2 separate regions of the Homo sapiens genome follow, and region 1 is linked to region 2. A link is a contact called in ENCODE Hi-C or POLR2A ChIA-PET data. All regions are on one chromosome and are shown on one strand. The core of a region is the stretch at or near the end of the contact, and the rest is flanking DNA. Distances in the headings are between cores, read along the strand shown. Region 1 overlaps PSTPIP2 (proline-serine-threonine phosphatase interacting protein 2). Region 2 holds the start of ATP5F1A (ATP synthase F1 subunit alpha).

Region 1 (4,446 bases), core at 1,887-4,386, 100 kb before region 2:
ATATACAAGTGTAGAGAGGTACAGATAGTATGATGAATCCCTATGTACTCATCACCAGCTTAAACATTTATCAACTCACAACCGATTCTATTTTATCTATATCTCTACCAATTACCCTACTCTCTGGAGTATTTTGAAGCAAATGCATTATTTCACCTCTAAATATTTTTATATCTATATAACATAGTATAATAATTTAATAATATTACATTATTGTTGTTATGGAATATTTCACATAGAATCAGAAAGCAGTATAATAAATACCTATATACCAACTACCTAGCTTTGTCAAAAACTTCAGCCATATTTTTTCAGATTCTGTAAAAGCCCCTGTGTGATTTACCCAGTTTCTATCACCTTCCTCCTTCCCCAGATAGCCATTATCCTGAATTGTATCATTCCTATGCAGGGTTTGTTTTGTTTTGTTTTGTTTTTTATGGGGAAGGGGTTGTTTCGTTGTTTGGTTTTGGGGGGTTTTATTTTGTTTTGTTTTGAGACAGGGTCTCACTTTGTCACCCAGGCTGGAGAGCAGTGGTGCGCTCATGGCTCACTGCAGCCTCAAACTCGTGGGCTCAAGCAATTCTCCCGCCTCAGGTTCCCAAGTAGCCTCTACCACCATGCCCGGCTAATTTTTATATTTCTTTGTAGAGACAAAATTTCGCTGTGTTGCCCAGGCTGGTCTTGAACTCCTGGGCTCAAGCAATCCACCCGCATCAGCCTCTGAAAGTGCTGGGATTATAGGTGTGAGCCACCGCACCTGGCCTTTATGCAGGTTTTTACACTATATATGTATCTGTATATGTACATGATATTGCTTTACATGTTTTTAAACCTTATTAAAAAATGGCCTCATTCTAGGCTTTCCCCTAAGAGTGTGGAGTTACAGAAGTAAAGCAGAAAACAGTGTTTTAGGAGAAGCATAATAACCTACAGTATCAGATGGCAAAGAGAGATCAAATAAGATTAGAAACTGCAAAGGCCCACTGGCCCTCATGCCAAGGGATTCTGGTGCCCTCCAAGACAGCAGCTGCAGGGAAGCAAATCCCAGATGCTGCAGGCTGGGGCAGTCAGGACAACATGGACTTGGAGACAGCCCCTTCAAAAAGCGTGGCTGTGAAGAAGGGCGGGGGTAGTAGGGGTCGTAGATAGAAAGTAAGAACTGCTGGTTTTGTTTTTTGCTTTTTGGGTTTTTTTGAGATGGAGTCTAACTCTGTTGCCCAGGCTAGAGTGTAGTGGCATGATCTCAGCTCACTGAAACCTCCACCTCCCGGGCTCAAGTGATTTTCCCACCTCAGCCTCCCAAGTAGCTGGGATTACAGGTGCTTGCCACCACATCCAGCTAATTTTTGTATTTTTAGTAGAGACTGGGTTTCACTATGTTGTCCAGACTGGTCTTGAACTCCTGACCTCAGGTGATCTGCCTGCCTTGGCCTCCCAAAGTGCTGGGATTACAGGCATTAGCAGCCACCATGCCTGGCTGAACTGGTGGGTTTTAAAGCTAGGAGAGAGTTGAGTCTGTGTGCAAGATAACAGAAGTTGACAAGTTCTCCATGCCCAAGAAGGTGGGGAAAGGCAAGCTGGATGAAAAAAGATCTTGAACAAGGAAGGAACAGCCCCTTTTCTGTGCTAACAGGAAAAAAGGAGTGGGGCAGGCGTGTCTGTCAATGATTCTTATACTTGAATTCCCATCAAAATCACTTGGAAGGCTTATTAGCACAGAGATTGCTGGGCTTTACCCCCAGAGTTTCTGATTCGGTAGGTCTGAGGTTGGTCTGAGAACCTGCATTTCTAACAAGTTCCCAGGTGATGCTGATGCTACCAGTCCTAGGACCTCACTTTGAGAACCACTGGAAGAAAATGTGTAGGCAGGATGACAGAAACTTAAGCAAGCTTCCAAGTTATGTTTTTTATTTTCTCTTGGAAATTGTGAGGTCATTTGCTGCAAAAGAAAGGGAGCAGTGGTGAAATTGAAGGTATGAGGAGAGTAAAAAAAAAAAAGAAAACCCTCCAGCCAGGCATGGTGGCTCATGCCTGTAACCCTGGCAACTCAGGAGGCAAAGGTGGAAGGATTGCTTGAGACCCAGGAGCTCAAGACCAGCCTGGGCAACAGAGCAAGTCCCTGTCTCTTTAAAAATAAAATAAATAATAAATAATTAACAAGGCGTGGTGGTGCACGCCTGTAGTCCCATCTACTTCACTTGAGCTCATGGGGTTTCAGGCTGCAGTGAGCTCTGATCATGCCACTGCACTCCAGCCTGGGCGACAGAGTGAGACCCAGACTCAAAACAAAAAGCAAACAAACAAATCTCCAAAGCCTACTCACTTGCTGTTGGCATTCCCTTTAGAGCCTATTGAGGCCGGGCTCTCCAAAGATAATTACTTAATCGACCATTAACTGATTCAGCTATTCTATGCTTGTGCTAACCCAACATTAGACTAAAATTTGAACTGTTGGACAGCATGGTCAGGATGGGGATGAGGCAGACAAGGTTTGGGGAAAACTATTCCAGTTCCTTCCATTCTTCACTTAAATTTCTGATTTCTTTTTTTGTTTGTTTGTTTTCTTGGAGACGGAGTCTTGTTCTGTCGCCCAGGCTGGAGTGCAATGGCACTATCTTGGCTCACTGCAACTTCCGCCTCCCAGGTTCAAGCTATACTCCTGCCTCAGCCTCTAGAATAGCTGGGATTACAGGTGTGCGCCACCACACCCGGCTAATTTTTGTATTTTTAGTAGAGACAGGGTTTCACCATGTTGGCCAGATGGTCTTGAACTCCTGACCTCAGGTGATCCACCCACCTCGGCCTCCCAAAGTGCTGGGATTACAGGCATGGGCCACCGTGCCTGGCCAAATTTCTGATTTCTAATTTGCCCTCAAGCTCTGTAACCCTATGAGAATCCGGGCAGATCATTTCTACAAAAGTAGACTCTCCAGGTTCTGGGCAGAAGACCCACCTCCCGCCCCCTCGTCCTCCCCCAACCCCCGGCCCCACTCCCCCTTCCCTCCCTCCCCTCCCCCTCCTCCCCTCCCCCCCCCGTCCTGAGCAGCTTCCTGTTACACACACCCCCACCCACCCACCCCAGTCCTGAGCAGCTTCCGGTTACGGGTACCTCGCAGGCCTTGATGTGCTCACTCTGCCACTCTTCTCGGACCTTATCCAGGGTGCCGATGTGCAGCATGTATGCTTTGTCTGCAACAGAAGGGAGAGACCTGGGTCAGAAACTAGACAGGAAGGTGGCTCGCAGATACACCCACAGGCTGGTCTCAGATGGCAAAAGAAACTCATCCGAGTTGTGCTGAGCTTACAAGGCCCCCAGGACTCTGAGCACTGGGAGTTATTGCATCTCTCACCCTCATCATATTTGGTGAAGTAGGCAAAGGAGGGTATCACTTTCTTTTTAAACATTGGACCTAACATTGAGAAAGAAAGGTTCTAAGGAAGAAGTGAAAGCTGATAAGAAACCTCAGCCAGGGTTTTGTTTGTGTAATTCCACCTCAGTATTTCCCATCGCTTTTCATTTTCAAAATTGTCTGATGAAGGATGCAGAGAAGAGAACTACCTTGAGCCCTAAAGGGGCACCAAGTTACTTTAGTTTCAAATGTAGAGATTAAGATGTACATAACCACCACAGTCATGAGGGATATTTCCTGCAGGATATTCTGGGAATTAGAAGCTTTTGCAAATGCCTGGTTTGGGTCTTAGATTTCAGTGATAACAAGGCCTTGCAGCTTGGCTGTTTCACAGCAGATAAGAGCTACCGGGGCTGAAATGGTCTTTTAGATAGATGCCCCAATACATCAGAGGAAGCACCTGATTGCAAAGCCGCTACCACATGACTCCACCATCTCACTCCCATGTAAGGCAGCAAGATCTAAGCAGACAGAAGCCAGAAACAGTGGCCTCATAGCCTCCTCCCACCTTCCGGGGTTCTAATATACCCTCCCTTCCTCTCTCCTCTTCTTTCCTTTCCTCCCTCCCTTCCTTACTCTCTCCCTTCCTTCCTCCCTTTTTCCCTTCAGATATCTCACTAATCCTGCTGAATATCCATATATTCTCTCTTTAAGGTATATAAAACTCCCTTTCTCAGGGACACATTTAGGATAACGTAAACCCCACCAGCAACCCTCCCCCATCCGTAGGAACTGCCCCCTCACCTGAGTCCTCTACTGCGGTCTTTGAAGTTGCCAGTTTCACAAAAAGCTGTGAAAACAAACAAACAAACAAAAAAAGAGCAAGCATTGGGAATGCTGGACGAGGCTTCCACAGGCAAAACAGATTGAAAAGCAGTAACTATGAAGAGACCAGGTCTAGTGCAAGTCCTGTGTACATTTCCCTCATGAGCAAATCATTCAACGTGCCCTGCAATCTTATCAATCTTGGAAAATATCCATAAAGCATCTTGCCCAGTGTCTTCCTAAAGACACACCCAGCCCTCTGGTTGCAGAA
Region 2 (4,563 bases), core at 694-3,193:
AGCTGGGCGTGGTGGCACATGCCTGTAATCCCAGCTACTCGGGAAGCTGAGGCAGGAGAATCGCTTGAACCTGGGAGGCAGAGGTTGTGGTGAGCCAAGATCGCGCCACTGCACTCCAGCCTGGGCGACAAAAGCAAAACTCCGTCTCAAAAAAAAAAAAAAAAAGCAACTGTTAACAAAATGTAAGTGTCTTTCCCTTTAAAGGTACCCAATTTTTATTATTTTGACTTTAGATGTATTTTAATGGAGTTGCAGGAATTCTAAGATAAACAGCTTCCTACAAGGGGCAAAACTCAAAGTAGTTCCAATTTTACTTAAAAACAACAACAACAACAACGACAACAAGCGGCCGGGCACGACGGCTCATGCTTGTAATCCCAGCACTTCAGAAGGCCGAGGCGAGCGGATCACCTGACGTCAGGAGTTCAAGACCAGCCTAGCCAACATGGTGAAACCCCGTCTCTACGAAAAACTACAAAAAGTAGCAGGGCATGACGGCGGGTGCCTGTAATCCCAGCTACTCGGGAGGCTGAGGTGGGAGAATCACTTGATCCTGGGAGGCGGTGGTTGCAGTGGGCGGAGATCACGCCATTGCAATCCAGCCTGGGCGACTGAGCGAGACACCATCTCAAAAAAAAAAAAAAAAAAAAAAAACAAGCAAACAAAAACTGAATAAATGCTAGAGTTAGATTAGAAACCAAGAGTTGTGGCATGTGGACTTATTTTACTCTCTCAACAAATCCTGCAGCCACCTGGAACTTCCTTCAGTTTCTCCTTCAAGTTGTAATACTGCGACTGGTCACTGTCAATTCTGAAGCCTCTACCTTCCATAGGAGCTAGATGAAAACCGTTAAAAATGCTTTTTTGTTAACAGAAACCCAAGATGCTACCAGCGGTTGTTAAGGCAGCAAAACAGCCAACATGTTTATTTCACCTTTCAAATTGAGATTACTTTTAGAACAAAAAAAAAGTGTCAGTGTCAATGCGTTTACACTGAAATCATGTTAATTTCAAGGGAAACAAATAACGAAGGGTATTAATCCTTACAGCCATTTTCCAACCTTGTTCTCTTTTACTTGAATTCTCCATCACTAAAAATTACTCAAAACCAGGTGGAAAACTCAAGGACAAATTCTTTAAACACGTCCAAGTGCCACAAAGCACACACTCTGCCGGAGAGACAATTTAGAAACCAGCTTCACTGTTGTCACAGTGCTGGCCACATGAAATGGTTCTTTGCACCTGCAGGACGTTTTCACGGTCGTTTCGTATTCAGCACTAAGAGAAAGCCTACGTAAGTATTCCAAAAACCACCTTCATTTATTCCTTTCCTCTAAACTGAGCTCCAGGCAGAGGTGAAATGCTGGGCCTGCTGACCTTCACACAATGTCAGACTCCACTGACTAGCTTCAACAAGAGCTGACAGCAGTTTTCTGACCTTCAGCGGGACGCGACCCTAAGAATCGAAAGAGAGGAACCTCACCGATTCAGAACAGGCCTCGGAGAGCTAGCGCCCAAGCCCTGACCTTCACCCAAGATCCCCCTTCTAGGGCCGCTGTCAGCCGAAGACAGGAATCTTGAGGCCCTGTCTCTGGACACCATCGAGTTAACTGTCTGCCCTGTACCATTCTGCCTCTGCGCAGGTGACGAGCAAAAGGGCACCTGTGTCGCCTGCTCTGTCCAGCCGGAGAAGCCACGGGTGCAAGATGGCGGCATTCGCCACAGCCCCTCGCCCTCCTGCAGAGAGCGCCCGAGCCGGCGCACCACCACCCTGCAGCCCCACCCGGCCGCCTGCATCATGCCGGCCTTCGGTGCTCACCAGTCCGGCCCGCCGAGGAAGGGCGCGGACCACGGCCGCAGCAACGCGCACGGACAGCATCTTTGCAGTTACTCCGCAGGCGGTACTTCTGCAGCCGCAGCCTCCGGACTGACTGGGACAAAATGGCCGAGCCGCAAAGAAGGTCAAGACAGCCGGCCCACCTGACCCGGAAGTACTGCCCCTCGCGTTCACCACCTCTCCCCCCGCCCCCGCCGCCACTCTGCATTTTTTGGCAGGTTACTTATTTTTTTATGTAACATTTTTAAGTTTAAACCTCAAAATGAATGATTAGATATATTCCGGCTTTGGTCCTGGCATTCGTTATACATTTATTTTGGTCTTTTGAGTCGACCTTGTGGTTGCCCCGGGTGACCACGTGGGTAGCTGAATCTGCTAAGCAGCAGTTCCCAGGCCCCATCTGGTGCTAGAGGATGAGGGCCTCACCCGTCTGGGGTCGCGGCTGTCTTGAGGACCAGGGCGATTAATAGTGTCGGTAGTGTTAGACCGTGGTTTAGCACGAGTAGCAACAGTGAACAGCTAAACCCCGGGACTGGCCACCAGCAGGGAGCCTCCCACGGAGCCCGTTAATCTGCAGATCTTAGCCCCACTTCAGACCCTCTGAGTCGAAAATTCGGGGCAATCTGAATTTTTAACAAACACCAGCACCGTTCCACGTGATCCGATCTGCGCTCAGGTTAAAGATTCCCAGCTTTTTTAGATTCATTCTAAAAGAATCCTGTCAGTGAATTAGAGCAAACTGTTTAAAAATCCTGATAACCGGGGGAGGGGAGCATCAAGATAAATAGCTAATACATGCGGAGCTTAATACCTAGGTGATGGGATGATAGTTACAGCAAACCACCATGGCACACATTTACCTGTGTAACAAACCTGCACGTCCTGGACATGTATTCCGGAACTTTAAATTAAAAAAAATATATCAACAATCACAAGGAGGCCTAGAAGAGTCATTGCCAATCCTACTGAGAATTGTCCAGAATCAGAAGTTTACACCAGGATAGGACGAGGACTCGCTTTTTCCTCTGCCAACATCTAGTTCATGCTATTGGGAACTCTGCTTCTTCATTTGGAGTCAAAGGGAGATGATGAAAAAACACTTTCTATGCTTACCTGGATGGGCTTTTTTTTTTTCTCCACAGAATTACCATACTGAGATTTTTGTGATATATGCAAGATTTGTGTGTGTGTGTGATGCTGGTTATTATTATGTCATAGTGGACACTTATTAACGTTGCCTTCACTTTTCTTTTTTTTTTATTTATTTATTTTATTTTATTTAAGACAGGGTCTCACTCTGTTGCCCAGGAAAGAGTGCAGTGGGTTTATCACCATTCATTGCAGCCTGGAACTCCTGGGCTGGAGCAATCCTCTGACCTCAGCCTGTGCCCCTGTGGTCCCACCACCATGCCTGGCTAATTTTTTTGTAAAGACGGCGGTGGTGGGCAGGGCGTGGGGGGAGGTCTCTCTATGTTGCCCAGGCTGGTCTCGAACTCCTGGCTTCAAGTGATCCTTCCTCCTCAGCCTCTGCGCTGGGCCCGCTTTTCACCGTTTGGAGAAGCATTTTCAGTTCCATCCCCCAAATCCTGGCTTACACCTAGAACCTGAATTTTGGTGAGGCAAATAAATATCCGGGCTACAAGGGTCATCTCCTGAAACATGGCTTGTAAACACGTGATTAGCCATCCTTTTCTCTAGTATCCTACTCTTTTCAAGGTAAGCCATGGGAAAATAGAGCAGCAGTTCTCCTGGGAATCAGGGGTACAAAAAGGCTGTCCAAGCCAGGCGCAGTGGCTCACGCCTGTAATCCCAGCACTTTGGGAGGCTGAGGCGGGTGGATCACCTGAGGTCAGGAGTTCGAGACCAGCTTGGCCAACATGGCAAAACCCCATCTCTACTAAAAATACAAAAATTAGCCCGGCATGGGGGCGGGCACCTGTAATCCCAGCTACTGGGGAGGCTGAGGCAGGAGAATTGCTTTAACCCGGGAGGCAGAAGTTGCAGTGAGCCCCAGATTGCACCACTGTCCTCCAGCCTGGGCAATAAAAGTGAAACTCCATCTAAAAAAAAAAAAAAAAAAAAAGAAAGAAAAAAAGAAAAGAAAAAGAAAAAGGCTGTCCAAGTAAAATAAAATACAGAGACAAATCTATAAATTTAAAACATTTGGGAAGCAATAATTGCCATTCAGGGCATACACACAAACAGGGTGGTCTTTGGTACGTCAGAAGAACAAACAGATGGTTAGAGGTTTTATTTTTGTAAAAGAGAAATATAGCCAGGAACAGTGGCTCATGCCTGTAATCCCAACACGTTGGGAAGCCAAGATGAGAGGTTCACTTGAGCCCAGGAGTTTGGGAGTGCAGTGAGCTGTGATCACACCGGAACACTCCAGCCTGGGCAACAAAGCAAGACCCTATATCAAAACAAACAACAAAAAAAGAGAACTGTTGTATATTGTTCTTTAAGAAAGTTCATTGTCACTAGTAAGGTTTTGGGGAGCTGGCAAGTTTTGATTGGCAAGTAATGGCAACTAGGTAAAACGATCCTTAGAGTCACTGCAGGTTGTTTTTAGCAGCTAATTAGATAAAACTGGTTTAGGTCAGCCGGGCACGGTGGCTCACGCCTGTAATCCCAGCGCTTTGGGAGGCCGAGGCGGGTGGATCACCTGAGGTCAGGAGTTCAAGACCAGCCTGACCAACATGATGAAACCCCGTCTCTGCTAAAAA

Evidence for each region. A loop is a pair of places that touch in the nucleus more often than their neighbours do. ChIA-PET counts read pairs that join two places held with the same protein, here RNA polymerase II (POLR2A). Pooled maps may share reads with other maps.
Region 1: a map of naive thymus-derived CD4-positive, alpha-beta T cell shows a loop between it and region 2 (7-fold over the local background). The contact joins the enhancer-like site here to the promoter of ATP5F1A in region 2. A Hi-C loop is called at or near these places in 1 of 168 maps with a recorded cell type or tissue (naive thymus-derived CD4-positive, alpha-beta T cell) and 5 of 50 pooled maps. POLR2A ChIA-PET finds 5 or more read pairs at or near these places in 8 of 52 experiments (AG04449, BJ, CD4-positive, alpha-beta memory T cell and 5 more).

What each region holds. Positions count from the first base shown.
Region 1 is chr18:45,994,640-45,999,085 of GRCh38, forward strand. It overlaps PSTPIP2 (proline-serine-threonine phosphatase interacting protein 2), which reads right to left. Exons shown (of 15, transcript NM_024430.4): 8 at 4,155-4,200; 9 at 3,110-3,189. Among named protein-coding and RNA genes, the nearest start is that of EPG5, 30 kb to the left of the region's middle. Within about 2 kb of position 3,137, at least 3 of the 41 ENCODE cell types and tissues checked have a DNase peak (open chromatin) inside an H3K27ac peak, as active enhancers do.
Region 2 is chr18:46,096,353-46,100,915 of GRCh38, forward strand. ATP5F1A (ATP synthase F1 subunit alpha) reads right to left here and starts at 1,944. Exons shown (of 12, transcript NM_004046.6): 1 at 1,820-1,944. The coding sequence starts at 1,879. RefSeq lists enhancers at 1,310-1,369, 1,344-2,543, 1,460-1,609.